Linked DNA regions of Mus musculus: region 1 is linked to region 2. The links are chromatin loops, found by intact Hi-C in ENCODE. Cell type or tissue: heart. All regions are shown on one strand. Each heading gives the region's core, and the rest is flanking DNA. Links, peaks and the distances in the headings are about the cores only. Region 1 holds the start of Abca5 (ATP-binding cassette, sub-family A (ABC1), member 5). Region 2 holds the start of Map2k6 (mitogen-activated protein kinase kinase 6).

The links. A loop is a pair of places that touch in the nucleus more often than their neighbours do. Peaks named below come from ENCODE experiments on the same cell type or tissue, not always from the same donor. Only the 100,000 strongest peaks of a DNase experiment are listed, where the experiment ranks them.
Region 1: a loop joins it to region 2, with 2.3 times the contacts of the local background. A loop is called at or near these places in 1 of 42 quality-filtered maps.

Annotation. Positions count from the first base shown.
Region 1 is chr11:110,331,338-110,346,956 of GRCm38, forward strand. Abca5 (ATP-binding cassette, sub-family A (ABC1), member 5) reads right to left here and starts at 6,379. Exons shown (of 39, transcript NM_147219.2): 1 at 6,148-6,379. It overlaps Gm39445 (a long non-coding RNA gene), which reads left to right and starts at 6,501. Exons shown (of 3, transcript XR_880289.1): 1 at 6,501-6,947; 2 at 7,451-7,522; 3 at 8,568-8,668. In heart, for the core only: no CTCF peak of the experiment used is centred there; a DNase peak (open chromatin) is centred at 6,404; H3K4me3 peaks cover 1,594 bases; H3K27ac peaks cover 1,014 bases.
Region 2 is chr11:110,389,056-110,404,674 of GRCm38, forward strand. It overlaps Map2k6 (mitogen-activated protein kinase kinase 6), which reads left to right and starts at 10,047. Exons shown (of 12, transcript NM_011943.3): 1 at 10,047-10,370. The coding sequence starts at 10,355. In heart, for the core only: a CTCF peak has its summit at 9,953; a DNase peak (open chromatin) is centred at 10,036; H3K4me3 peaks cover 1,551 bases; H3K27ac peaks cover 1,234 bases.

The DNA.
Region 1 (15,619 bases), core at 5,179-7,678, 61 kb before region 2:
GGGGTATCCCATTCTGCAGTGGTGTGGCCATTTTCCTTACGAAAGTACAAAAGCCCCCACCGTTTCACCCATGCTCAGGCAGGCAGCTTGAATTATATGCAGTGTGCCACAAAAATAAAGTTTTTTGTTTCTGGTTTTTGTTTGTTTGTTTGTTTGTTTGTTTAAACACAAAAATAAGAAAGGTCTTATTAGGAAGGGGTTTGATGGAAGGGCAAGAAACTAAGGGAAGACAATGAGCAGAACATGACTGAAGTGTGTTAAATATTTTTTTCTTGAAATTGTTAAAATTGATAAAACAAAGCAAACAAAAACAACAACAACAAAAACAAAACAAAACAAAACAAAACAAACAAAAACCCAGGTTTTCTTGTTAAACCTTCCAGAGTAACTGTTGACGCCTTGTTTGACATGAACCTACACAACGGAGGCCACTGATCTGAGGCCTCTCCAAACAAAGACAATCTGCTCCAGGTTCTGACCACGTCCACTTCAATCTTAAAAAGCAAAGAACTTCTTAGAAGCAGTTTGTCTTCTCCAGAGTAAATGTTCACTATTAAAAATTAACTTTTTATGTGCAGAGAACAGTGGTTGGACTAGAACTTCTAAAATTAACAATGAAATGACAACTTTTACTTTGTCACTGATATGTAACCATAACATATTATAAAGGTATAGAAAGGAACTAGAAACAGCACAACAAAAGCAAGCAAGAGTACACTGATAATCATCTTTGGGCCAAAATACTACTAATAAAAAGACAAAGAAAAATAAAAAGAACAAACACATTTATGCAAAGGTAATTTGCTACAAAACAAACAGAAACATCAACCAACTCAGCATGAACGTTCCCATGCTGTCTGCCAAAACACGACTTACTGAATACCACTGCATTATTAATTCAAATTGAATGTTTAACACTTCAGTTTTAGACAGCAAATCCTCCACAGAATAAATCTATTCATATTATTACTTCTTTGAACTTTTGCCCGAATTCAAATTTGAGTCTCTTGTCTGAAGTTCACCAGCCTAGCTATTCACTTCACAGCTGGTGAGAACTTTTTAAAACAAAAATGAATCCAGAGTGAGTATGTGGACCCTGTCTTTAATCCCAGCAGAGGCAGGCGGGCGGGCGGGCGGTTGTCTGAGTTGGAGACAAGCCTGAACTACACAGTGAGTTCCAGGTCAGCCAATAATAGTAATAAATAACTAATAAAAAAAAAAACCCTAAATCAAATTTCCCACCCATCCATCTCCACAACAAATATATCCTTAATTCCATTCCCTCCCTACAACTACCCCTTGAGTTGCATTTATTATATTTTCTTCTAGCACTATGGAACTTTTAATCAGGAGACCAGAGGCTGAAAAGTGATAGGAACTAAATTTACCTTAAAGACAACATCTATGACAATGTCACTTTTCTGCCATTGGGTTTTCTCCTAATGGGAAATTCTTTCATTCATACATACATACATATGTGTGTGTATGTGTTATATATTAAGATCTGTTTTATGTATATGAGTATGCTATCTTCATGTACACCAAAAGAGAGAACTGGATCCCATCACAGATGCTTGTGAGCCTCTGTGTGGTTGCTAGGAACTGAACTCAAGACCTCTGGAAGAACAGCCAGTGCTCTTAACAGCTGAGCCAATGCTCCAGCCCCTAATAGGAAGTTCTTATTATGCTCAATTATTATGTTTTTTTTTTCTTCCTTGGGGTAATGCTTCCCATAATTATTTTCTTCAACAAAAAGCATCTTAACCAACACAACAGAGGCAACAAAATCAGCAAATATAGCTGTTTCTAGTATAGTGAAGCAGTGGTATAGTACAGTGCCTAAGAATGTGACCTCTATAATCAAACCACCGAGCACAAATTCTGCCTCTGTCATTTCACAGCTATGAGATGTTAGAAAAGTTATTCAACTGTTTTGCCTCCATTTGCCATCGGTAAAACAATTACAGTGCCTACTTGGGGTCCCTAAAATGACTAAATGAATTGGTACATGGAAAACTGAAATCCTGGAACAAGGCAAGCGGTTAATTATAGATGTTGATCAATACTACATACAAAAGTAGTAGAGCCAATAAATGAATGATAAACAATATCACATTACCGGAAGAACTATAGGGTAAATTAAAAAAAACTAATGGAAATGAAGTTAGCAGAAACAGTGCGCTATAGAGAACCTCTATAAACAGTGTCACCGGCCACTAAAGACAAACTGGTAAACCAGAAGTAAATAAAACTAAATCATGAGATTCCACCAGAACGGAAGAGGATGACGAGAAAGAACAAAGAGAAGAAAACAACGAAGTGCGAAGTCCCTTACAGATGAACACACAGAAATCACTGTGATGACTGGTCGTGACTCCATAGCTTTATTAGTGAAGGGCAGGTCTAACAGCGTGGAAGATATTACATTCCAATATTTTTGAGCTTCTATCCATTCAAGTTAGTAAAGCATGACAGAGGTGACAAGGACACTAACAAAGTGTCAAAAGAAAATCTAAAAGCCTACTAAAGTAACCTTTCTTGCCTAATATAGAAGTAATCGAGTTAAAAAAGAAAAAAAAGCATTGAATTATTTCACAAGCCAAATACCAGAAAATGAGAAGAAATGTGAAAACGTTATTTACTACGTGTGTCTCATATTTAGTTGCTCTGTGAGAATGTCTGTGTGTCCACGTGCTGGGAGCTGGCTCTCCCCTTCCCCGTGTGGGCTTAAGGGACTGAACTCAAGAGCTGTAGGCTTGGTCGCCAAGTACTACTGAGCCATCTCATCGGACTGCGAATGTTTGCTAACTGAGAAATCTGAAAGTTACAAGGTATCTTTTTAAATGTAAGATTATCCCATCGTTTTATTAATTGCCTTTGTTTAAAAATGTGCTTTTAAGAGATTCTTCATTTAAAAAAAAATCTCTACCTTATCTAAATTACCACTACCTCTGTAGAGCATTTTTGGCAACAATGTATCAAATATTTTGGAATAAACAATGCCATTTTATTTTGTAAGAGGAAAATTCACCTGGAAACTAAAATGTATTATGTAGAGCCCATTTTGAAATCCATGTTTCACTTCTATGAGGTATGAAGTAATATCATATTATATTTTTTAAAAAGCTGAGCAATCTTTACATTCAGAGCTCTTTACTGATCTGATATGGTCAATGATCTTCTTAGCACGTTTGAGATTCTTGCAAAGGCTCTCAACTGAAAATATGTTCTGCGTTTCCAAAAGATGACTGAGGTCATTTCTGGCCAACTCAAGCAAAGCTAATTACCACTGCTTTATTCCCCTTTATTCTAAGAACATCTAACTGTAATTAGTGAACACAGTGTATTATCATTTTTATGTCTTCATGTTGACCCTAACCGGTAAGATCCTTAATGAAAACTAAGTGCCTTATTTCTGTTTGTTTCTCTGACACCACCAATGGTAATTATCTTAATACAGTTTCCTTTCTCAAGCCTCTTTCTGAGAGTCCTTACAGATTAAGAGTCTGAAAGCTAAGATGGAAGAGGTAGTGGTGTCCATATCCGGCCCACGCCTTGCTCTACATCTTCCGCGAGTTAGCAACGTGTGGGGGTGGGATGGGGGAGGGAGAATGAGTCCAGGTTTCACTGTGAAGCTCCTGATGGCTGCCAACTCCCAGATATCCACCCTCCTAGCAAATATCCACATGTTTTTAAGTGTTGGGGGGAAAAAAAACAAATAGCAATAACTATGACAGGTGAAAATATAAAGTTCAAACCTCGGGTCTCCTTACATCGTATGACGTTGTGTTGGAACACACCCGTGCTGCTTCATACCTGTGTTGTCTGGGACCACTTGGTGCTATGAGGGCAAATTTAAGCAGAGACAGAATCTACTCAGTCTTCAAAGCCTAGGTGACTTACTTCCTTACTCTTCATCCAAAAAGATTCACTAACTCCTTTCATCAGTTGTAGGAGAGGGACACAAGTGGAAACGCTAGGTCACTTTTCTAACACGTTCTAAAGAATGTCTGCGCGAACCAGAAAAAAAAAAAAAAAAAGGATCCTCCTATCACTAACTTAATGTAAATCAAATTAAATGTAATAGTGTAATTCCAGTTGAGGGAAAGAGTTAGGAAAGAATTTCTAAGCAGAGAGAAAACTATGGAGATGCTGAATTCCCAAAAGACAAGATCTATGTAAAATGAAGAAGAGAGCTATCCACAACCCGGTGGAGGCAGATGCCACCCTGGAATGTGGCAGAGCACGGGTGTACGCCCTGGGCAGCAATGTACAGACGAAACTGACAACAGAGTGTGGAATGCCTTGTATGCGATATGGAACACCCCAAGTGGCACCCCACTCCTCCTCTGTACCTCTACACCCAAGGGAGATGCTTCACACTTTAGAAGTCCACTGACTGCCTCAATCCTCAAAACCCCTCCATCTCCATCTCCACCATCACCTACAAACTGCAATCTGGATTCCTACTTCAGTGAGAAAACAGAAACAATCCAAAGAAACGGCTCCACCACTCCAACCACTCGCTGACATCTGGGCCTCCAATAATTTACATGTTAAACAACGTGCATGGCTGCCATTCCCCCGAGAACTCTAAACCACAGAAACGTAAATGCCATCCAGTTTAACTATACTTTTAAATTAAGATTTAATTTTTTGAAAAGAGCTGCTAATCTGTCTAGCAATGCACTGAAAGAGAAACCTATCCAGCTATTTTACTGGCTTCATAATGGGTATAATAAACCTTTAAATTTAACAGAAGGCATCATAAACGCTTTCTTCGCTGATCTTTTAAAATTTACCAAAAGTAGTGACATAAAGCAAGATACTAATGCCAGTAAAGTTTGACCTAAGTTTTATGACAGAACGCCTTGCTGGAGGAAAACGATGTAACAGTACCCATATGGCAAGTCAGCTAATAGTTTTCTTTATATATAATGTTTATAAAAGTATAAAGTTTGCACTGTATAAAAGTTTTAAGTTTGCACTTAAAACTATTTCCAGTGTAATCTACACACTAATGAGGACTACAATTTATATTAGTATGAGTTGCTTTTATATAATTACTCTTTCAATTAAACTCAATGGCAGACATTACATACTATATTCATCTAGGAACTTTAGGAACAAAATGATTACCTGGCATGTAACGAACATATTAATAAATTTATGCAAAATTTAAGAGTTCCCTATGTTTAATAGAATTTGAAGTTTTGCATTATCAAGGACACATCTGCCTAAATGACCCACATTCAAAGATCACTGTCTCTTAAATCTGCTTTCAGGATAAACACACACAAAGTGTTCTCATAATGTTCTTATCTATTGAGTCTTCTCTGACGAGACATAAAAATGCTCTCTGGGCAAACATAAAATAGAGTGAGGAAAGCACCAGGATTAGAGAGTCTGGAATCTCAGAGGGAGAATCTCAGTACCTCATTTTTTTCCCCAGCTGGGACCTTAATAAAGTTATTTAACCTCTTTAAGACCCATATTTCCCACACAGAGTACCATCTCCAACCTCAGAGCAGCTGTCAAGATGAAGTAATACTGACCCTGGCTCTGAGCCAGGATCTAACCTCATCTGGGGCTCCAGAATGTCCTTAATTTTTGTCCTCAGACTTGATTCTTTGAAAACGTAAAGCGAAGCTTTTAGAGAGCTGGGGCGAAAATCCTCAACTCCGACTGCCCCAGAGGCCGCTGTCCCCCATGGACCTCGCTTTCTCCTCCTCCCTGAAACCTTTCCGCGCCTGGGAATCTTCGTTAGCTATGTTTGGGGAATTCAGATTATTTTCAACCCCAAAACCGTGTCACGAGCTCTGCGGCTTTTCCTCTCACCCCGAGTCCTCTGGTCACACATGATCCGCTACCCGATCTGCGCCCCAAGTAGGGCGATGCTCCTGAGCCCTCAGGGGGAAAACTGACTTCGGTTTGGTTTGGGCTTTTATTTAATTTCGGTTTGTCCTTTCTTTTCCTTCTGCCTCTCTAGAAGTTCTGAGGATGTCGCTAGCCCAGGGATCCCTGTCAGCGCCCGCCACCCGCCAGCATCCTCCGGCTCCCCGCGGCCCGCCACACCCTCCCCTCTCCTCATTCCCTAGCTGCTCGGCCATCTCCACGGTCCATGCCCCGTCCCCGCCGCCGCGTCACCTCTCTCCGCAGACACGAATGGCGAGCGACCTCGAGCGCCGCGGGCCTCGGCGTCTCCTCACCCCGGCGTCGCAGCCGCAGCGCTGTCAGGCCCAAGCCGCGAGCTTACCTGCGGCGACCGCGACCGCGGTAAGTGACGGAGCTCGGAAATTCTGCGCGGAGACGCGGTCCGCGAGGCCGAGCGCGCGCGTGCCCGCCGCCCCGCTACGCCGAGAGAGCCGCGCGCGCCGCCGGAGACACGCCCCCTGCCCGCCCCTGAATGCACCTGAGGGCGGGGCGTGCGTAATGCGCGTGCTCCTGGAGCTCGAGACGGGAGCGCGCTTGGGGGCGGGGCTACTGGGGGCGGGGCTCCGGCGGAGGTGAGCGCGGCGAACGAGTCGCAGAGTACTTGGTTGGACCTGCCGACTCTAGCTCAGGTGCTCAGAACCTCCTGGGGAGCTCGCCGCACCCTCCACCGAGGCTCGATGGGTTTGAGGAGACTTCTGTCGCCTCAAGAAGGACGGCCTTGGTTCTCCACCCTCCCATCTGCCTCTGTTCCCTTGTATTTAAAGAGTTGATAAAAGTCTGACACTCCTCCCTCTTGCTGCAGCGTCCTCCCTCCTCGTTTCTGTAAAGACTGCCTTCTCCTCTCCAACCTCAGACTACCACCTTGAACATCCTACCGGTTCCTTCAAACATCCTCCGAAAATCTGCAAGTGTTGACTTCTGGCAAAGACTATATACCACGCTTAATTTTTACTTAAAATGCAAACTGATGTTTGGAATGTCGTTACCCAAAGTGATCGAAACAAGGGCCAAAGGTATTGCAAAGTAAAGTTCACAATACCAAAATTACACATCCCTGAGGAAGACTGATCCTTTCTTATCCAGAAGCCACAAACTGCCAATTCATAACACACACACACACACACACACACACACACTATTCATGCTGGAATTTTTGCTGGCTTGATACTGAATGTGTCTGGTGTGTGCAGTCCCCAGTGCTATGTGTTACAGTTACTTTCGAAAACATCTTCAGCTCTGTGAATGTGAACATTCATACATATTTTGTGTATGTGTGTGTAGTTCTCAAATTGAAAACTAAGTCTATAGAATGTGTTCTGCTTTATTATAGATGTGGACGTTTTGCCTGCATGTGTGTGTACACTATCATAGAGCCTGACACAATGATATCTTTCCTCTCAAACACCCCACTTGGCACCATAGTATCCCTTTCACTGTCTTACATGCTAATCTCTTCAGCTACATCATATGTAGCCTGAAGTTAAGAACTTTTTCTTATACCAATTTAAATTTTCAGGTCTTGCGAATCATAAACTATGGTAAATACTGCTAATAATACTACTGATGAGAGAAAACACCTACAAGAAAGGTATGTAAATATTTTTATCTTCACAAAAAATACCTACTCACTTAACAAAATTGCACCCATAGAAACAGAAAATATTAAAATTCTATTATAGGAGTGGACTTGTAGTTCAGTGATAGTCTGCTTGCCTAGATTGTACAAGGTCCTGGCTTTAAACCCCAGCAACACACACACACACATACGACTTATAAAATGGACAACAAGATTATAGGCTTGTAAGAATAACATAGAACACAGAGAAAAATATTTTAAATAAAAAAATTACTACAAATTAATGTGTAGGTTGTGACATATTTTACTGCCTCTACGCAAACTATTTATCAGACTATTTATATCTTGTAATCAGGCTGGTCACACGATGTCTGCCTAAATGTCCACAACTACCAGGTTTTAATAGTAAAACAGCGGCCAGAGAGAATGATGCTTCCTTCCACCCTTCTGTATCTAGGAAATAGAAACAAGCAATAAGCACATCTTGGTTGTCATGGTGGCAACTGAAATCCCCACACCTCATTAATAGACCTTATAGACAAATGAACCATGTGGGAGTTCCTAGATCATAGGAGTTGCAGCTTGAGACTTAAGAAGCTCGGTGGCTATGGGAAATTAACAGTGGGCCACAGTTCTCACCAATATTTAACATGGAGTAAGAGGCCAAATCTTGCCACATAGAGTATTAACTTACAACCTGATGAACAATGGCTACGTGTGGCCGTGCTTTTGCTTGCCAGACATCAAAGACTTGTTTAAATGGATTTTTCTAGACCATTTTGCTAAAATTAAGATGACTAAATCATTTGGGGTGGGGCAGCAAATGAAAAATGGCCTCCGTGGGATTGTATATTTGAATGTTTGGTTCACAACTGGAGGAACCGTTTGGGGAAGGATTGGGAGGTGGGCCTTCTTGAAGGACATTTGTCAGTGGGACAGGCTTTGAGGTTTCAAAAGCCCACAATAGGCTCAGTGTTCTCTCTCTCTCTCTCTCTCTCTCTCTCTCTCTCTCTCTCTCTCTCTCTCTCTCTCTCCCTGCCTGTAACTGGAAGATCAGATGAGAGCTCTCAGCGACTGCTCCAGTGCCATGCCTGGCTGCCTGCTGCCATAGATCCACCAGGATGCTCAAGGGCTAACCTTCCAAAACTGCAAGCAAGACGCCAATTACATGCTTCCTTTTCCAAGTTACCTTTTCCAAGGTGTCTCCTCACAGCAAGAGAACAATAACTAAGTCATTACTGTAACAGCTTTGTGTCTGATACGTATAGTATAGTATAGTATAGTATAGTGTAGTGTAGTGTAGTATAGTAGTATAGTATAGTAGTTCACATTATTATTTTATTTTATTTTTTTGGTTTTTCGAGACAGGGTTTCTCTGTGTAGCCCTGGCTGTCCTGGAACTCACTCTGTAGACCAGGCTGTCCTCGAACTCAGAAATCCACCTGCCTCTGCCTCCCAAGTGCTGGGATTAAAAGCATGTGCCACCACTGCCCGGCTAGTATTTCACATTATTAACAGTATGTTTGGAACAATATGTACCATTTTAAAATCTTACTAAACATTATTGTTATTTGCCATTTCTGAAAGTCAAAGTGGCTTCTAGAATAGCTGTAATTTGATTTTTTTTTCAAATAGATAATCTTGATTTAGCATAATGCATGACTAAAAAAAAAAATCAGACTAGGCTATCAATGTAGAAAAAGAGCCAAAAATTAAGGAAGATCTCAGAAGATGGAAAGATCTCCCATGCTCGTGGATTGGCAGGATCAACATTGTAAAAATGGCTATCTTGCCAAAAGCAATCTACAGATTCAATGCAATCCCCATCAAAATTCCAACTCAATTCTTCAACGAATTGGAAGGAGCAATTTGCAAATTTGTCTGGAATAACAAAAAACCTAGGATAGCAAAAAGTCTTCTCAAGGATAAAAGAACTTCTGGCGGAATCACCATGCCAGACCTAAAGCTTTACTACAGAGCAATTGTGATAAAAACTGCATGGTACTGGTATAGAGACAGACAAGTAGACCAATGGAATAGAATTGAAGACCCAGAAATGAACCCACACACCTATGGTCACTTGATCTTCGACAAGGGAGCTAAAACCATCCAGTGGAAGAAAGACAGCATTTTCAACAATTGGTGCTGGCACAACTGGTTGTTATCGTGTAGAAGAATGCGAATCGATCCATACTTATCTCCTTGTACTAAGGTCAAATCTAAGTGGATCAAGGAACTTCACATAAAACCAGAGACACTGAAACTTATAGAGGAGAAAGTGGGGAAACGCCTTGAAGATATGGGCACAGGGGAAAAATTCCTGAACAGAACAGCAATGGCTTGTGCTGTAAGATCGAGAATTGACAAATGGGACCTAATGAAACTCCAAAGTTTCTGCAAGGCAAAAGACACCGTCAATAAGACAAAAAGACCACCAACAGATTGGGAAAGGATCTTTACCTATCCTAAATCAGATAGGGGACTAATATCCAACATATATAAAGAACTCAAGAAGGTGGACTTCAGAAAATCAAATAACCCCATTAAAAAATGGGGCTCAGAACTGAACAAAGAATTCTCACCTGAGGAATACCGAATGGCAGAGAAACACCTGAAAAAATGTTCAACATCCTTAATCATCAGGGAAATGCAAATCAAAACAACCCTGAGATTCCACCTCACACCAGTCAGAATGGCTAAGATCAAAAATTCAGGTGACAGCAGATGCTGGCGTGGATGTGGAGAAAGAGGAACACTCCTCCATTGTTGGTGGGAGTGCAGGCTTGTACAACCACTCTGGAAATCAGTCTGGCGGTTCCTCAGAAAATTGGACATAGTACTACCGGAGGATCCAGCAATACCTCTCCTGGGCATATATCCAGAAGATGCCCCAACTGGTAAGAAGGACACATGCTCCACTATGTTCATAGCAGCCTTATTTATAATAGCCAGAAGCTGGAAAGAACCTAGATGCCCCTCAACAGAGGAATGGATACAGAAAATGTGGTACATCTACACAATGGAGTACTACTCAGCTATTAAAAAGAATGAATTTATGAAATTCCTAGCCAAATGGATGGACCTGGAGGGCATCATCCTGAGTGAGGTAACACATTCACAAAGAAACTCACACAATATGTACTCACTGATAAGTGGATATTAGCCCCAAACTTAGGATACCCAAGATATAAGATATAATTTGCTAAACACATGAAACTCAAGAAGAATGAAGACTGAAGTGTGGACACTATGCCCCTCCTTAGATTTGGGAACAAAACACCCATGGAAGGAGTTACAGAGACAAAGTTTGGAGCTGAGATGAAAGGATGGACCATGTAGAGACTGCCATATCCAGGGATCCACCCCATAATCAGCATCTAAACGCTGACACCATTGCATACACTAGCAAGATTTTATTGAAAGGACCCAGATGTAGCTGTCTCTTGTGAGACTATGCCGGAGCCTAGCAAACACAGAAGTGGATGCTCACAGTCAGCTAATGGAGGGATCATAGGGCTCCCAATGGAGGAGCTAGAGAAAGTAGCCAAGGAGCTAAAGGGATCTGCAACCCTATAGGTGGAACAACATTATGAACTAACCAGTACCCCGGAGCTCTTGACTCTAGCTGCATATATATCAAAAGATGGCCTAGTCGGCCATCACTGGAAAGAGAGGCCCATTGGACTTGCAAACTTTATATGCCCCAGTACAGGGGAACACCAGGGCCAAAAAGGGGGAGTGGGTGGGCAGGGGAGTGGGGGTGGGTGGATATGGGGGACTTTTGGTATAGCATTGGAAATGTAAATGAGCTAAATACCTAATAAAAAATGGAAAAAAAAATAAAAAGAAAAGAAAAAGAGCCAAGCACCTGTAACACTAGAATCCTTGACTATCACAGCAACACTGACTGAAATGATTGTTAAATGACTCGAGAAGAGATTAACGGTCCTGGCTGGTTGCTAGGGAGGCAGCTGAAGGGATGAGTGCTGACGGTTAGTTCCAGTTTGATATCATTCTTGTTATTAATAACGTGATTGTTGTCATACTTGCTCCTGTTCCACAAGGGGGAAAAAATGAATGTTTCATCTTTTTTTTTAATTTCTCTAATTAGGGAAATTTTTTAAAGCTGACAAAGAAATTGCTGTGTGAAACTATAAAGTCACATCCATGTTTAAAAACTTGGGTCTCCCAACAAGTATATATCATGTGTCTTGAGTTTCGTTGTTTGTTGATTTGTCCTGATTTTAATTTTTTTTTTCCTAGCACCAAACTCTCCTACACCTCAGGCTGGCCTCAGACACCCTACACAACCAAATCTGGACTTCAGTTCCTGACCACTCTGCTTCTAGCTCCTGACCACTCTGCTTCTAGCACCCAAATGCTAGCTGGTACTAAAGGCTTGTGCTACCAAGCAGGGTAATGCCTGGTATTTGAAAAGCAGGCACACTTAAGCCCAGCAGCCTAGAATCGGAAGCAGAAGGATCTGAAGCTCAAGGCCAACTGAGTTTATGTAGAGAGAGATCGTACATAATAAATAAATCTAATTTTTCCTGGTGAAACAAAAGGAACTTACATAGTCCGAGACCTCAGAAAGCTGAGGAGGGAGTTCTCTTCACCCTGTGTGGTGGAAATCCACAATGTCAGCTAATGGAAACCCATCTCAGAAACAAACAACGAGAAACCCAGCGGCCACTGGGAGATTATATTCGTTTCGTTGCCAAATCATGTCGAACAAATTGTCAAGAGCTGGAGCTACCTGGTAATTTCAACAGGAAAAGATGGAAGGACCGGTTTCATGAGAATATACCATAAAGTAGAGAAGAGGGAAGCCTCCCTAGGCATTTATAAACAGAGGTGGCTGCTGACTTAAAAGAACAAGGTCTAGGGTCAGGATAGGCTTGGCTCATTTGAACTTCCTTTCCCACTTTGGAAGAGGAGATGGGCTTTACATTGGTACAGTTGAAACAAGGAAGGATGACTGAAACTGGAGACAGGTGGGGAGGCAGTAAGAGGAAACCTATCTGTTTCACATAAGTTCATGTTTCCAGGTACAAATTCCATCCCAGAGCTGTTTACAGGTAACCAGAGACCCGGGGCTGGGAAGTTCCGAGAGACTATAAAACAGGAAAGACGGCAGATCACAGAAAAGGGTAGACCCTGAAAACTTGTGATCAGAGCAGTATAACGTCAGAATCGATCATTAAACACTTTAGTGGTCAGTAGAAACAAGACAAACTAAAATAAGCCACGCTTGCTTACAGAACCTTGAGCTAGTATGAAACCTTATAAACAGGATGTAAGTTAACATAAATTAATAAATTAATTATTATCTGTCATGATATTTTTATAAGAAAGACCCCAAATTAAGTGTTTAACATCATTAAACAGGTTCAAAGTTAGTTGAATAATTGTGCCTTAGTTTCCTCGTATAGTTTTTTTTTTAAAGATTTATTTATTACATGTAAGTACACCGTAGCTGTCTTCAGACACATCAGAAGAGGGCGTCAGATCTCGTTACAGATGGTTGTGAGCCACCATGTGGTTGCTGGGATTTGAACTCTGGACCTTCGGAAGAGCAGTCGGGTGCTCTTACCCTCTGAGCCATCTCACCAGCCCCAGTTTTATATATATATATATAAATAAATGTCATAGACAGAAAACACAGAATTCTTTCTGATCAAATCCAAGGATGGAACAAAAACTACGTAGCATCGAAAATATGATTAAAGACAGAAATAGTAAATGATATTGTTTTGAATGCTGAACTCTGAGCTAGAAGACAAAACATAACTGAACCATATGAGAACGCCTCCGTCCAAGTTGAACAATAAAACTGCACAGGTGCAAGATAGTATGGATTTTTGTTTACCATGTACAAAGCAGACAGGTGTCTTACTGTATGTACGCATGCTCACATTTTGCCGCCGGCGGCGGCGGCCGCGGAGGTGGTGGTGTGTGAAGCAGGGTTTCCTGCTGCAGCATCGGCTGGACACTAGGACTCGATACTGTAACTTAACCTCTCTTCAGACTCCTAACAATTCGTTTATGTCCATCTGTGAAACGTTTACTGTTGTAGCACTAGAGAAGGGAAGTCAGAACAATATAAAGGGCACAAGCCACCAGGCACAGCTCTCTGACAAAATTAACGGGAACCAATACTATCCGGTGGTATTTGCAGCTACGCCTATGCTGCTTCCACGTGAAGTCGCATCTTCCTCTGTCCTACTTCATCTCCTCCTGGACCACTATTCCCTGAGAATTCACTACCCCCACCCCTACATATAAGAAGCAGAATAATGAATCACCAAAAACATTGATAGCCTAATCCTGGGAACAAAGCAAGGTGTCATTTTGTGTGCAGTTGGTATTGTGGGTGGAATTAAGGTTAGCAATCATCTGTCCTTAAGATACAGAATTTTACTCTGGGCTCGGTATCATTAAAAGGGTCCCTAAAAGGAAGAGGAAGCTGAGGGATGTGCGGAAGTTAATGAAACAGAGGACCAAGACTTTAAGAAAAGGATACTGGGAGACAGGAGAGATGGCTCAGAGGCTAAGTGCACTGGCCGTTCTTCCAGAAGTCCTGGGTTCAATTCCTAGCACCCACATGGTGGCTCACACTGTAAAATTGTGAGATCTAATGTCTTCTTCTGATGAGCATACTTATGTACAGACAAACCCCCATATATAATACACACACACACACACACACACACACACACACACACACACACACATATATATATATATATATAGAGAGAGAGAGAGAGAGAGAGAGAGAGAGAGAGAGAGAACTGCCTAACTTAACCTGATTGAGAGTGTGGGGCCTGGAGAGACGGCTCAATGATGAAGAGCATTGGTTGGTCTTCCAGAGGATCCAGGTTTAATTCCCTGCAACCATATGGGAGCTCACAACTGTTTAACTCCATTTCCAGTGGATCCAACACCCTCACACAGACATACCTGCAGGCAAAACACTAATGTACATAAATACAAATAAATAAGTTAATACACACACACACACACACACACACACACACACACACACACATATCTCCTGATCGAAAGAGAGGGGAGGATAGAGAGGTTTAGAATGGGAACTTAATCCACCACTGTGGCCTTTGAAGATGTAGGATGGGATGCATGTGGCCCTAGAAGCTGGAACCGGCAAGGAGTCAGACTCTCCTGCAGGGCTTCCAGATGAGAACAGAATCTGTAACTAACCTCTGATTTTATTCCAGAGCCCCTGATGGGTTAGACTTCAAAATTTAAGGCTGTAAAACAATAGCATGGTACTGTTTTCAATCACCAAGGTTATAGTAATTTGTTACCATAGCAATAGAAAACTAATGGACCCCTAGTTATTCACTTTTTAAGAGTGTGTGTGTGTGTGTGTGTGTGTGTGTGTACCAACAGAGGCCAAAAGAGTGTGTTAGATCCCTGGACCTCGAGTCACACTGAGTTGTCAGCTGACCAATGGGCGCTGGGAACCAAAGTCAGAGCCTCTGTAAGAAGATCAAGCTTCCTGACCACTCGGCCACCTCTCTCATTCAGTCCCTGTGATTGTCATGATAGCTTTTCATTGTCTGCACTGCAGCATTGGGATCCTTTAGAATCAAAGGCCACTTCTTTGCTTTTCTTCCATTAGCTAATAAGCACGATGCCATAGAAAAGACAGTGAACCTACTACTACTCAAATAGCCTGGATTCAGAAACGCTGTAATAAATGTTCTCTCGTTATAACCGACCACTCACACTAACCTTCCCCTTGTTCTCTTTCTTCCTCTTCCTCCTCCTCCTCCCCCTCCTCCCCTTCTTCCTCCTCTCTATTCCTCCCCTTCCTCCTCCTCTCCCCTCCTCCCCTTCCTCCTCCTCCCCTTCTTCCTCCTCCCCTCTCCTCCTCCTCCCTTTCTTCCTCCTCCTCCTCCACCCCTTCTTCCTCCTCCTCTCCTTCCTCCCCTCCCTCCTCCCCCTCCTCCTCCTCCTCCTCCTCCCCATCATCATCATTTGTAAACTAGCTACCATATCTGACCATCTGCTTCAGAGAGCTCAAGAAACAAGCTGTGTGGAATAATGAAACACATTTGTTCGGCTCATCGTCCGTGCTCCATG
Region 2 (15,619 bases), core at 8,764-11,263:
CTTCTGTAGGCATCAGGCACACATGTGGTGCACATACATACCCTTAGTGAAAACACTCAGAAATATAAAATAAATCTTTAAAAAAGAATAGTAAAAATTTTTTTAAAAATCAGTAACATTTTTAGCTTTCCTGGCATAATTATACACTGTCAATTATAAGATATACCCTTTGGATATTAACCCAAAGGAAGTGATTTTACGAAAAATTTGTCATGCTATTTCTGTACAAGTGTACTACAAATAGCTTAACTTTCTGTGGACATTTATACCTTTTTCTATATCTTTAATATGTCATCTACCGAAGAAATTTCCCAGAATACTTAATAGTTGTTTTTTTTTTTTTAACAAAGTCCATCAGGTCAGCATGACCGGAATAGTTCGTGTCTATGAATGGAGCCCAGAACCATCTATTAATATCAACGTAAACAGACCAAGGAGGCTTGAAGGGCGTGACACTATGTCCTATATCAGAATTCCTGACTCATCCTGAAAAACTACAGTATTTACTGAGTTGTCATAGTGTCTTGTCCAAGGCACAGAGTGTAAAGGAAAGACACAGACCTTGTATGGGCTTACTTGGTCACGACATGAAGTTGTACCAGTAAACTATAATAAAATGGCTCAACAGGCTACCATTTTCCCCCTCCTGTTAAAGAAGGTACATTTTAGAGCTCATATCAAAAGCTACCCAACGGGGCTGGAGTAATGGCTCAATGGTTAAGAGTCCTGGATGATCTTGTAAAGGACTCAGGTTCAGTTTCCCGGATCCACATGGTGGTTCATAAGCATCTATTTTGGGAAAGAGTAAAAGCAACCTCATGAAGGGATGGTAAACTAGGGTTTGGGGCCAATCCATTTTAGTGTCCTTCGTACAGAGAAGCTATGCACAGTACCTGGAAGACTTAAGACATCCTCGCCAAGGGCCATGCTTCATTTCCTTCCTTACTCTGTCTCTCGAAAGTATAGACCTTAGTCAAAGTCTTAGTATTAATAGTTTAAAAGGCAGGATATAATACATTGATTATAACACATCAATATATATTTCTTTTGGTCCTTTAGATAAAAAGATGTCAGCTTTGTCGTGGTGTGTGTGTGTGTTCATACTCATTCTGATACATTGGCTAGTTAGCAAATCTCAGGGGTTGTCTTGTCTCTCCTTCTCCAGCACTGTGACTATAAGCATGCACTGTCATTCTTGGCCTTTTAATGTGTGCTCTGCTGACAAAATACATTTGACATCTGAAAAGGGAGCCACCATGAATCTTCCTTCTTTTATAGTTAAAAGAAGATGAAGTACCAGTGAGAGGCTGTGGGAGCCTCCCCACTGAAAGACGTACAGGGTGGGAGGTTTAGAGGGTTTGGGTGAACAGCACGTCACTCCTTTTCAATTGTCCCATAGAGTACAAATCAGTGACTGGTTAAGTGTCGGATCAATTTAGATGTTGCAAAGGAGCACCAAATGTATATGTCATGGGAACCCCAGATTTAGATATTACTTTTTATTAAAAAACAAAGCTGGGGGTTATTCACATTTTTCTGAAGTTAGAGCAGGGCTTAGATTCTGGTAGGAAATTAATAACTGTTTATTGTGTGATACTATTTCCTATGGAAAAGTAAACAAACATTGGGCTCACTTACATAGGGAGCCACGGACAGAACTACAATAAGAATATCACCAAAGTCCAAGTTGGTAAACCAAATGAGTTTTATTTGAGTTATTCACAGGAGTATGTCTGAGGGTTTTTTTGTTTTTGTTTTTTGTTTTTTTTTTGTTTGTTTTGTTTTTTGTTTTTTTTGAGACAGGGTTTCTCTGTATAGCCCTGGCTGTCCTGGAACTCACTTTGTAGACCAGGCTGACCTCGAACTCAGAAATCCGCCTGCCTCTGCCTCCCGAGTGCTGGGATTAAAGGCGTGTGTCACCACCGCCCGGCTGAGGTGTTGTTTTTAAGAGTAGAAATGACTCAAAGACAGTGGAACCACTGAAAGTCCACCTCAACATGGAAAATAGAAACCTGGAGCTTATTTCACACTTTTGGAAGCTTGACAGGTTGGACAGTATGTCTCCCAGGCAGCTTGGCCACTCTGAGAATCTCCCAGCTTTCTTTAACACTAATATTTGCCTGGGGAAGGAGGGTACTGGTGAGTTTGATCAGTTTCAGGGACTTCCTGGAACTTTTGAGTTGTTTGCTTCCTAAACTTAAGGAGCTTCCCTGAAGGTTGGGATGTTTCACTTCTCTTTAGTATTCTAAAGTGTTAATAAGCTTCTCTAAAAGACTGAATGGTTCACATCCTCCCCTTCACTCCCCTCCCCCCACTCAACTTGTAGAATATCTTACATCTTAACAAGCTTCCTTCCAAGATGGAATGTTTTATCTTGAAGGAGCCTGCTATCTACCAGTACTGTATCAGAGAGAAAATTATGCAGATATATACATTAATATATACAGTGTATGACCTTGTTGGAGGAAGTGTGTCACTGTGGGGGTGGGCTTTTAGGTTCTATGCTTAAGCTCTGCCCAGAATGGAAGAGAGTCTTCTGACTCCCTTCAGATCAAGATGTACAACTCTCTCTCTGCTCCTCCAGGACCACGTCTGCCTGCATGTCATGCTTCCCACCATGATAATAATGGATTGAACTTTTGAAACTATAAGCCAGCCCCAATTAAATGGGTCCTATATAAGAGTTGCTTCAGTCATGGTGTCTGTTCACAGCAATGGAAACCCTAACTAAGACATACATGTGTCTAATATATATGTACATGTGTGTAGCAGGAACACATAGGAACACCTGTTTCTATGTAAACGCCAGGGGGTCATGCAGCTACAAAAGCATCTCCTGCAGAAGGACCTAATCAAGGATTGCCTGAGAGAGCAAGGACTGCTGGTACAAACAATGCCAGCCAATCAGGAACTGCGGTTTAGAAGAGATGCTTTCTTGGGACCAATGGGGGCATGGGTGGGCGGTATTAAAGGAGCTTTCAGCCGTGCTCAGGGGAGCTTGCTACTGTGTTTCTCACCTGCTCCCGGAGTCTGTGTCACTGACTCTGTGCCAACTCACCTCCAACCCCCAAGAGCAGGTAGGGTGAGATGGAGAGATATCCAGGGCACAGGCAACACGTGTGTGCATGTATTTCCATATGAAAAGAGAGATATAGCAGGCGTTAAGTAGAGGAAATGGAACAAACATACTGCAGAAGTTTTTATCCCCATTTCTTCTCTTGAACAGAATTAGAAATCTCTGTGGGGCCTGTGTTAGTTTTTAATTAATTTGGAGTATTTTCTATTTCCCGACACGTTAACATTCCACACAAATGGTGCCCTGAAATGTTTGTAGGTTTCATGGCAGAGTAGAATAGTTTCCACTTGTACCTTCCTAGAAACGATAACTACTCGTTCACTAGCTCAGGATAACATTCCTATCCAGGACTCTGATTTGGGAGTAAAGGTTAAAATCATATTATATTGGAGCTTTACATGACTTCTGAGTTGCTAGGGAACATCCAATATTCATATCACACACACACATACACACACACACACACACACACACACATGCACACACGCGCACACACACTTCAATTGAGAATGCAGTCAGATGAGGACTGAGTCAGCATCTTTCAAGCACAGCCAGTTATGAAGGAAAGCTCACTCACAGAAATTTGAAACTAGAGTCATTATTGGAGTCTTAAAATATTTAAATTAAATATCATAATTAATTTTCTTCTAACAAATCCCTATGCAAGCATTACTTTAGCTTTTAACAGGATGGCCAATTTAAGCTAATAGATAGTGATCTATTATCTAGCTAGTAAACTCATGTGCACATCGGATGAACAAGTACAAGCTGAGTCTATATTGTCTCCATGGCAACCTGGAAGGACCCAATGGACATGTGACCATTTGCAGCTGAGCTTAGAGTCAAAGGTTAAAGAGAGTCAAGCGAGGATGTCTTCCCAAAGGACTGGGTTAGCAGTGTGAGTTGGCAGAGATGGTTCGGTGTTTAAGAGCACTTCAGTAGTCTTGCAGAGGACATTGCTTTACTCCCCAGCCCCTACAATGGGTGGCTCACAATAGTTTGTACCTTCAGCTCCAGAGGCTCCAATGCCCTCTCCTGGCTTCCCTGATTCTCTGCGCACATATGGTGCACATAAGCTCACGCACGCACACACCTACATAGACATATGTAAACAAAGAGTAAATCTTTAAAAAGGTAAGATTTGTATGCAAGTACGATTACTGTGAGATATTAGTAAGGGTACCTTCCTTTCACCAGATAGACGCCTTGCAAGAGCTAAAATGGAGTTAAAACTGAATGGTGGGGATTCTTTTAAAATATCAAGGACATCCTTATAGGAGAGATGACTTCAGATGGAGGGCAGAACACGGAAAATGAACACCAAAATGGAGACCAGGATAAGCCAGAGCCATAGACTGAACTCTGAAGAGCTAGTGATATGTAAATTCATGTCCTAATAAGAATATTATAGCTGGAGAGATGGCTCGACAGTTAAGAGCACCACCTGCTCTTCTGAAGGTCCTGAGTTCAAATCTCACAACCACATAGTGGCTCACAACCATCCGTAATGAGATTTGGCGCCCTCTTCTTGTGTGTCTGAAGACAGCTACAGTGTTCTTACATATAATAAATAAATTAATTAATTTTTGCTGGGCAGTGGTGGTGCATGCCTTTAATCCCAGCACTTGGGAGGCAGAGGCAGGCGGATTTCTGAGTTCGAGGCCAGCCTGGTCTACAAAGTGAGTTCACAAAGTGAGTTCCAGGACAGCCAGGGCTATACAGAGAAACCCTGTCTTGAAAAACAAAAAAACAAAACAAAACAAAAAAATATTATATTAATCAGACTGCCGAGAATGAGATAAGGCTAAGCAGGTACACCTGTGCCAAAATGGGGAGGACACTACCAGCAAAGGTGAGCCAAGTTTAATCATTCAGTAGGATGTTTTAAGTAAAAAAAAAAAAAAAATATATATATATATATATATATATATATAAAAATTACAAGGGGAAGGAGAGATAGCTCAATGGTTAAGAAGGCTGCTCTTCCAAAAGACCCAAGTTCTGCTCTTGGTATCCACGTTAGTTGGCTCACAATCACTTGTAACTCCAGTTTCTGGGGACCAGACACCATCTTCGGGCCTTCACAGGTACCCATATTGGTGGATACTTACCCACACATAGACAAACACAGATGCACAAAAATTTGTAAAAAGCCTTAAAAAATTCTGTCCACAGTCAAGCGACCATCTAAATGAGTTCCCCTCGGGCTTCTCCCTATCACACTTCACCTTTGATCCCTCTCTACTCACAGCTTTAATGTCACCACTGTCCTCTCCCTTGCTCCTGATATCTACCAGACACTTCTGCTAAAGTGGAACTGCTCAGATCCGGACTGCTCCCTGGGAGGTCAGTTTGCAAAATGTCATAGGAGCGTTTCTTGTCTCGTCTCTTAAGATGTGTCGTTAGGATGGCTATTCCCTGTCTTGCCAAACAAGAGATCAGGAACCCTTCTAGTTGCCAAATAGAAAGACGTTTAGCTAATTAAAAAAAAATGTTGTTCTGAAATCTTTAGTGGCTTCAGCAGACAGGTGAGCTGGGTTGGGAGCCATGAAAAGCTGAAAGTGACAGAGGCTGACCCTCCATGATTTACAGTGGGAACCAAAGAATCACATAAAGGTGAAAGGATCTGCTTCAGCAGACACAACTCATGTCTACGGCCAGGATTAGAATCTAAATCTCTCACATCCAAATAACTGCATCTTACCAAAACTCATTGGTTTTAGTTAACTTACAGGGAGAACTGAAATCACATGCTATGCAACCACATTCCCCATACTCGACACAGGCATTTGAACCAGATAGCTCTTTGCTGAGGGTGGGACTTCCTGTGTATTGTGGCATGCTGATTGCATTCCTTTGTCCTGTCTAGTATATGCCAGCCTCTCCCAATCTTCCATATTACAATAAGGCAGGCATTGCCAAACCTCCCCAGGAGGCAAAACTGACAAACAGCTCTTGACACTAAGTGATAGCAGGTACCTTCCTTGACCTCCGGATTATTCCTGACACTTATGCTACCTCCTCCCTCACCAACCTGTAACTTCATAATAACAGCTTCAGAAACCAGTATGACCTAACCCAAGGGCCTCCTTCCAAGAATGTCACACTCTCAGTCTGACAGAATGGGTGTTTTCCCAGGTGTTCTGGGTTCCCCTGAGGTGTTAGCTCTATTGTTGGAATCTAGTTATTCCAGGCTCGCCAAGGTTACAGGTCCTTACCCCCTCTACTTCATGTCGGACTGCAGAAGGTCTTGGAGCGCAAGATGTGCTAAGTGCTGTGCTGGGCACTGAGAATTAGGGGCATTGGACAAATCTCTGATCTCTAGGATCAGAGCCACCTGCGGAGACACACAGATAAAGGAACACTTGTCAGCCCTGAGATGAGTCTTGGGTAAGACCCACAGGTGAGGTATTACAGAATTAGAAAGTGCACCCAGTTCATAGAGAGGGTGCTGGGAGGGACAGCCTCGATACGCAGAGCATAGTGAGAATAGTCAAGGACAAATCAGAACCATCAGCTAATGAAAGAGTCTTTCGGGTAGAGGGTCAAGTACATACAAAAGAGCCAGAAATCCTGCCTTCTCCCGGGTACGGTATCAGCCTGGGGTGAGAAATGACCCAGGAAGTTCTGTAGGGCTCAGGCATGGAACAGCCAATGGCGCGCTATATCAAGAAGTTGGGGTACTGGCTCTGAATATAAGTAGAACTTGTCAGATTTGCGTTTTAGAAGGATCTGAAGTCGGGAAAATAACAAGATAAACCTTCGGTGAACCTGTGAAGAAATCACCGGAATTTTTCTCTTGCTTTCGCACACTACCTCAATCCAGCAGAGCAAGGGAACAATTTCTTGACCGTGCATGGAGGGAAGGGAGGAGAAAGACTTCTTTCCCACCAAGGGAAGAACCTCTTTTCTAAACCTTTTCAGGGAGCTTGAATTCCCTGTCCTTCCAGCAGCCCGCTCAGAACTCAGGATCTCTAAGACAAACGGCCCACTCTGTCATTTCGCAGTCTATGGTTCGGCTGGCTTAGGGTAAAAGGGTGCTTTGTGTACGTGCGTGCGTCTGCAGATGCTCAGCGCCTGTTGCCCCTCACGTTGTCTCCGTGGAGAGTGAGTGGCAGATTGATTTGCAGAATGCGCTCCATTTACGGGCTGTAGCGACTGTGCGCTCATTCAGACAAAGAACATGCCAAATCGCAGCAGCAGCAGGGATGCGCCACACCAGCTGAGATTAGAAGTCTTCTAGGGTGGCTGAGATGGTTCAGCTGGTAAAGGCAATTAGCATCAAGTCTGCTGACCGGAGTTTGATTCCCAGGACCCACAACGGTGGAAGGAGAGAACGATTTCCTGCTAAGTTGTCTCTCCCGTGACCTTCACATATGCTCCATGTTAGGCATGTATACAAATGTGTGTGAGTGTGTGCAGGCACACGTCTGCGCACTGAATAATTGTATGCACACTAAATAACTGTAACAAAAGAATGGAACTCTCTTTACAAATAGGAGCAGGCTCATTAAAGAGCTAGCTACGGCAGTTGCTGACAATACAAATGGACAGGCAGCTCTAGGTGGTTGCTCAGGCTAAGCCAGTCTGCATGAAGCTGTCTCAGGACCTGTAGGAAAACTGGTGTTCCTGTCATTGTTCCAGAAGGAAGATGGGGGTGTGTTGAAATGGATCACTACACATGTATGTGGTGGTTCAGTGAGACTTTAAAGGCCCACGAAGGAGGAGGCTCTAAGCCTGCTTATATGCAGAAGGAAGGTGGGAAGGTATAGCAGGGAGTAGACCTGACAGAGAAGGCAAAAGAAAGTCCTTACAAGTGGACACATGGAACAGAAAGCTCTTCTCTCACAGGCAGATGCTGCCCCCTCTGTATGTGAAGTCGCCTTGATTAATTTTCCTGAACATCAGTAAAGGAAGCCAGGAATTGTGGGAAATGCCTATAACCCCCAGCACTTCAGGGGCACAGAGGCAGGAGAATCACTGTAAATTCTACACTGAGTTGTAAGCCAGCCAGCCAAGGCATGATCTCAAGAATTAAAAACAACAACAACAACAACAACGACGACGACGACGACGACGACAACAACAACAACAAAAGAATGTCAGTAAAGGTCAGAGGGTGTAACTTATGCCTTCCTCCCCCAATTGAATGCATTTTTATTTTAAGAGCTGATTTGCTAACTTGTGGTGGGATTGGGCAGAGGCAGGAGGATTACAGATTCAGACTCTGTCTGTGTTACAGACTGGGTTCAAAGGCCAACCTGAGTAACTCAGCTAGATCCTGCCTCAAAAGGAAAAAATAAAAAAATAAAAACCAAACCAGGGCTGTGGCTTATTGGTAGCTTGCAAGCCTGGAATGCCTAAGGCCCTAGATTCAATCTCCAGCATTGCAGGGACAGGGGTGGGGAGGGGGCAAGGGTGGGGCGGAGGGGGGGGGGAGGAGAGGACACATGGTAGCTTTCTCTCTGATTCCGGCATTACTCAGATGGTCCTGGCTTCCTAGAATTCTTAATACAATTCCAGACATTTTCATTAGCAGCCCTCACACATGAATCTTCTCTCAAAGTGGCTCTTGTGGCTTTCCACAATTGACCTGACCTATCTCTAGCCTCTCCCAGTTCCAACCCACCTAGATCACTAAGGGAAAATTTACATTCTTAAAGCAATGCTTTGATTAAGTTCCCCGGTTTCAAAACCATTTATCTCCACCCTCGAGCTTCTGAGTTAAGGCCAAGCTGTTAAAGCCCTGTAATAATCCCGCACACCCAGTATATTCTGACCACCACCACGCTTGTATACAAGGCAACCTGGTACTCTCAGTGTCCCAGGAATGGACAGGTGGCCCTTACTCCCCCACTGATTTGCCTATAGATCAGATGCCTGAAACCACCGTTCCCTCCCTATTCGCTCTGAAAGAACATTCCTGAAGGTGTTCTACTAGGCGCAATGGAAGCCAAGCCCGAGCTCTCTGCCTCGAAATGAAGTGGGTGGGAAAGGGGTGGAGGTGAGGGTGGGGGTGTTGCGATTTGTACCCCTTTCAGGGAAGGTTTGCATCTCCAACTGCCCAGTGAAGCGGGAGGCTTTCCCCCACCAAGACACAGTCCAGCTCTAGGCTCAAGCACTGCAGGAAAAAGGAAAAATCCAAAGCCTGGGAAGATGCCTAGCAAACTCTGGACTTCCAACAAACATCTCTTGATGGTATTGAAAAACATTCAAGATAGTAGACTTTATTCACGTAAGGTTACTGTTCTCCACCAGCCGCCCTTTCTTCTCAAGGCCAGGGACTTTTTCCTTCATCCCCGCCTGCCTCAGGCAAGAAAAAAAAAAAATCAAATACCTTAATTTTGATTAAAATTGGCCTTTGATATATATGAAACAAATTTTCCTGTCTAACTGTGTAAGAAATGAGAAACTTCGTAAATCTCTCTTCCTTAATCCCTATCCAGCATTGAAATTCTGCTTTCTTGAAAAGAACTGACCTGGATCGCTTCTTATTAAAAAAAAAAAAAAAAAAAAAAAAACTTTGTATCTTGTCTGAAGAGTCAAATCACCCCAAAAATCTCCATTCAAGAAAAATGTTTGTTGTGAAATGAGATGTCAGGGTGAACGGTCTACAGACAGAGCAGTTCACAGATACTGAGCCGGTTTAAAAAAAAAAAAGCCACATTGAACCCCCAATTAGACCTTAGTCTAGGGGTGCCAAAAGCGTCTTCGCTACCCCTGTGCTCTCTAAGCTGTTGATTCAGGGGTTTTTCTAGAACAGAAAAAGCCTCCTATCATGGACCGCGCTGTTTGTCACCCTTCCCTTACTAAAGAGTGTACGTGCGATGTTTATCTGAGATCTCTGTCGCGCTTAGTCAGTCATCTAGCTCAGCCACCTACAGGAGCACGTTTCCTTAAATCAGAGACGCGTGGACTCTACAGGAGAACTACACTACCCAGCAGGCCTCGCGCCTTTCGCAGGAAGGACGTCTGCGCACTAAGATACTCAGTTCCAAGTTTGGAGCTTTTAGCTGCCAGCCCTGGCCCATCATGTAGCTGCAGCACAGCCTTCCCTAACGTTGCAACTGGGGGAAAAATCACTTTCTAGACTGTTTTGCAAGGTGTGCAATTCCACCTTGACTCCCTGAAAGTCCATCTGCTGCATCGGTCAAGAGAAACTCCACTTGCATGAAGATTGCACGCCTGCAGCTTGCATCTTTGTTGCAAAACTAGCTACAGAAGAGAAGCAAGGCAAAGTCTTTTGTGCTCCCCTCCCCCATCAAAGGAAAGGGGAAAATGTCTCAGTCGAAAGGTAAGAGACTGTTTGCATTAGTTGCAAAAAATGCAAAGGCTTATGCATGCATTCGTGAATGCATGGATGCAATTTTCGCCCGGCGATTGCATTTTTAAGTTTGAGGTTTGCCACAGCTCAGTTGCATTTCCTGTTTAGTGTGTGTCTTTTTCTTTCTTTCTTCCTTTCTTTTCCTTTTCTTTCCTTTTCTTTTCCTTTTCTTCTCCTTTTCTTTTCTTTCTTTTCTTTTCTTTTTTCTTTTTTTGCAGACACAGAGAGTTCCTGTAAGGCAGGGCTTGCAGTTGAGCTGTGCATTGACATTATTTGCATTCTTCTGCTAGGATTACCGAGCCTTTCTGCCTTTTGCACGGTCAGGAGAGATATAGCAGGTTGGTAGCGTCCAAATGTGCAATGCTTTATATAATAGTACATTTCTTTAGTATGCACGCATATTCACAGTAATTTTGTGTGCAACAGGAATCCAAACTTTCAAAAAGTCTCAGAGGTGAAGATGAAAGGCAAACCTCGCTTTAAACTAGCAGGAAATTTCTGTGATCTTCTATTCTTTGGGGGGAAGGAACCACTGCGGTGGCAGCATTCAGCTTACATTTTTATTGATTTCGCTGTGGACATTAGGCAACTTTTGATTTTTTAAGGGAAGTAAAGGTGAAGTCTGGAGAGCAGTGTATTATTATTATTATTTAAAAAAAAAAGTCTTGCTCTTCCGAGGTTTTATACTTTGTATCAGTTGCTTGCAGAGGGGAAGACCTCAATGTGTTGGCCATTTGGAAGATGCTTTTGTGTGTGGGGGAGGATTTCAGGGGGTGAGCGTGTTTGTGAGCATTAGAGCAAACCTGAGACTTTACTGTCTCATTGGCAACTACAGTGAAATCTTCTAAGTGTGTAACTGCATAGACTTGGTCAGAAGTTCAGGACTATGGTTGCCTTCTTTTTCTTTTTCAAATTTAATTAAAAAAATGTTTTGTAAGGTTGTATTTTGCAAACTTACTGATGTTCTGTAGAGGGAACTAAAAAAAAAAAAAAAAAAAAAAAAAAGTCCTGCATGGAGAAACTGCAGAGCTGCTTAGGTGCCTGCTGGAAGACCTTTAATGGCTTGTTTCGAGAGCAATCTTCCTTAACATAGAGAAATCTGATGGCATCTGAGAAAAGCCCCAAAATGAAGAGGTGTGCTAGGTTAACTGGGGCCACCTCTAGAGCAAGATCTGGGGACATTAAAGTATCCAATAAGCTTTGGCCACACTGTGTTTGGAGGTGTGATACCATTTAATTCTACCGGATGAACACGATGTATCTGATCCGGGGAAGAAAAGGATTGCTCTTCAGAATTTCAAGTAAGATTGTTTATGGTTGTTCTTTATTTGTTTTGTGTTTAATGTTAGGGGAGGAGGAAATATTTTACCTGTTTCAGAAATGTGCAGATGAACCTAGAAGTTGGCTTTTTTTTTTTTTTTTTTTAAGGTGTGGATATTCCTTAGCTTGGGAAAACCCAAACTCTTGAGCAGAGAATTCAGAGAGTACAAAAGTCAGTCCATGCTATAGCAACACTAAAGAGATAACTTCTAGTTCCTTTGTATTTGGTAAACATGCACTCATGCATTCAATTCAGCTTAATATATGTATGTATGCAATACATGCTTATGTCTGGATACATGTATGCATAATTATTTGTGCATGCACATGCATATTTGCATGTATGTGTTATGTGCATAGAGTTTGGGGGTACATGAGAATATTTAAAATGAAGTCTTTTTCTCCAAGAATTAGCGTCTGGTTTGAGAAAGTAAGAATGTGAGGACATTTCTGTGACACAGATTGGGCCAGTGAGATGGCCCCATGGGTAAAGGTGCCTGCTGCCAAGCCGACTATCTTAATTCCATCCTCCAAAGCCAAATGGCGGAAAGAAACTCCTACAAGTTGTCCTTTGACCTCCACAGTTCACCACGCACACCCCCCTACATACAGAATAAGTAAACAGAATTATAATAAAAACATTTAAAAAAAAAACCCAGCTATTGAAGAGAAACGGGCCTACCACAGTTTCGAGGCAATAATGATTCTTTTATTTGGTGAGTTGTAAGGAAGCTGCAGGAGGAAGGCTATAGGTACTGAGATCCAACTGACCTTACCATCACCCAGTTTGGACCTTGGGCTCTAAAGTAACTTCCTCTCTCCATAGTTTCTGGTCTTACTTGTAAGATAAATCACTTTCCCCGAAGGTCATGTTTTTTTTTGTTTGTTTTTTTTGTTTGTTTGTTTGTTTGCTTTTTCTTTTTCCTTTGGAAGCTAACAGGGAGGTATGTATACACTCTTGATCATGAATCAAGGATGGGTGGTCCTTCATGTTAGTTTCCATTTATGTAGATGAACTTCTTCTACCAGACCTTGCTTGCAAACTATATCTGGTATGAACATGAGGGTTTGTTTGTCCAAATGGAAAGTTATTGGTGGAAAAATGTGGGCAATTATTCTAGAAATGGCCAGGGGTCTTGGCCTGGATTTTTTTATGTGGACTTTGCCTGGCTCAGCAAGGCTGACTTCAAATAGCCAAAAGCACCCCCCCCCCCTTTTTTCTACTTAGTTCCAGACTTCTTTCTAATACTCTAGCCAGATGAAATGGGAGGAACGGAGAGAGGTGGGTACAGTCTCACAGTATGAAGAATTTAACAGCATGTTCAATTCACGAACCTTTACGAACTTTTCAGATCACTGTAATTCAGTTTTACAGACCTCTAATTTAAGGCATAGCAGAGGCAAAGAATTACAGACTGCCCAGGAGCTGGAACGACTGGGCTGCTTCTCCTCAGCCTTTTACCAACAGTGAGATTCCAAGAAAGAATTTTCTTAAAAAGAGATTCTGCTTTCCACAGTTGTAAGTTTAGGTGGTATGTTTCTCAGTTTGTTTGTGTTAGCTGTCTGGGGTTGAGCTGACATTTTTTTTTTTTCTTTTTCAAATATTAAAGCAGTAGTGTGCCTTTTGAGGAAATCTGAAATGTAAGTTAACAGGAAGGGTCCAAGAGAGTGCCGGAATTCCTGCATATTACAGGAAGGCAAGCCACAGGAAAAGTGTGTCATCTACACTAGCCGGAGAGAAAGCTATTGTGATCGGCCAAAATGGTCTTCTGAGGAATAGAAGGTGTTCTAGCATCTCCTGGTTTACCTGAAAATATATAAATTTGACCCCTTTAGCAGCCAGTCTTTCTTGCTTCTTTTTCTATTCACCTTGAAATAAAAAACCACGAAACAATATGAGCTTATTTTAGTTGAATGCAGTCATAAGTAAGTCATGTAAGAAATGCTTCCAAGTTGTACTTCAGAAGGGACATGGAAAATGGCAGGGACCATCTCAGCCTTCCTGAGTTAATCTCTGCTTCTGTAATTCACTCTCCCCGGGAGCACCAGATGTGTACATTTCTCATTCAGTGTACACGCCTTTGTTGGGTCGTATCAGGCAGACTTGTCATGCTTAGCCTGTAATCTGAGCTGGTGTGTTTTATAACTCTGTTGGTCTCAGGACACCAAGGCAGAATTGGCACCTTGGGCCTCCTGTTTGCTTTGTGTTGGTGTTGCTTTCTCTTCTTTCTAGCATGGTGTGTGTGTGTGTGTGTGTGTGTGTGTGTGTGTGTGTGTTGGTGATGCAGTTTCTGGACACAAGGGTTGAGATTCTCAGTTTTTCACAGATTAATACTATTAATTATTGTTTTCTAACAACATCCCCTCATCTATTAAAACCTAAAAAATTTACAAGGAGTAGTTTTAAACCTTTAAAATGTTTATAAATAATACTTCTTTTTCTTTTTCTTTTTTTTTTTTTCTTTTTGGCTTTTCGAGACAGGGTTTCTCTGTTGTATCCCTGGCTGTCCTGGAACTCACTCTGTAGACCAGGCTGGCCTTGAACTCAGAAATCTGCCTGCCTCTGCCTCCCGAGTGCTGGGATTAAAGGCGTGTGCCACCACTGCCCAGCATTGTGTGTGTGTGTGTGTGTGTGTGTGTGTGTGTGTGTGTGTGTTGGTGATGCAGTTTCTGGACACAAGGGTTGAGATTATTCTTTATTATTCTTCTTTATTATAGGAATATTCAATAGAAAAGGAAAACAAAAATGACTAATGCCTGCATATTACATTGTTACATAGATGCTTTAGGCTTTTGGTCTGTGCCTATGAGTTTGAAAAATGTAAGATATGTGGCCCACTAGTGCCTACTAGACTACTTTTCATTTCACCAATGTACTATGAAGTGTGTCTGAATCCATGTACCTCTATGTTTGCAGTATCCAGTTCCATTGCATTTGCTTAAGTAGAATTTCAATACCTGTTTTCTTCAAGACTCTTTCACACTTATTGCCACATATTCCCGGGCAAATGACAGCAAGAGACTGAATTCCAGGAAGTCAACTGCAGATTGTGAATGTCGACTTCTCCTTTATCCCCCAGTACTTTCTCTCTGTTTCAAAACCAGGCTTTTACCATCCTTAGTATATAAGTGGTCCATATTACTTGAAAATTTTAAACCAAAGAGGAAATTCATGATGAGAGCACACAACTTGAGCTAACTTTGATGGTGCATGCCTTTTAAATCTTGAAACTAGGTAGACAGAGGCAAGTGGATCTCTGTGAGTTCAAAAACATCCTGGTCAACATCGTGAGTTCTAGGCCGGCCAGGGCTGCATAGTGAGTATCTCAAAAATTGCACTTGTGAGCATGCACACGAGTGCACACACACACACACACACACACACACACACACACACAACCTCAAACTTCTCAGGGATAAGTTGCTGTTCCCTTTTGATAACTATCTTTGTACACACAGTCTTACATGTGTTATTTTACTGTTTGGGATATTTTCCTTAAACTCTCCCGTGACATTTGGCTGTCTTCCCACACTAGTACACACGCAGTAACCTCACTTTTTGTTATAGTTGTGAGTGTTTTGACTTGTAAGAACACAGCCACACACACAGTCTTCCACGGGCTTTCACACAACTGCCATTTTATTTGTAGGCAGAAACAGCATTGCAAGGAATTCCTTGGAATTAGCTTATTGCACAGCAGCTCAATTTGTTCATTCATTCTTTCTTTTTTTAAAGTTTGCATTAAAAACCTTCTCATATGATATCTTTTGATGGTATTCTTCCCCTACTGCAACTCCTCCGAGCTCCTCTCTACCTCCCTACCATCCAACTTCATGTTCTTTCTCTCTCTGAAAGCAAAAACAGAAACAAACCAAACTTAGGATGGGCAAACTACAAA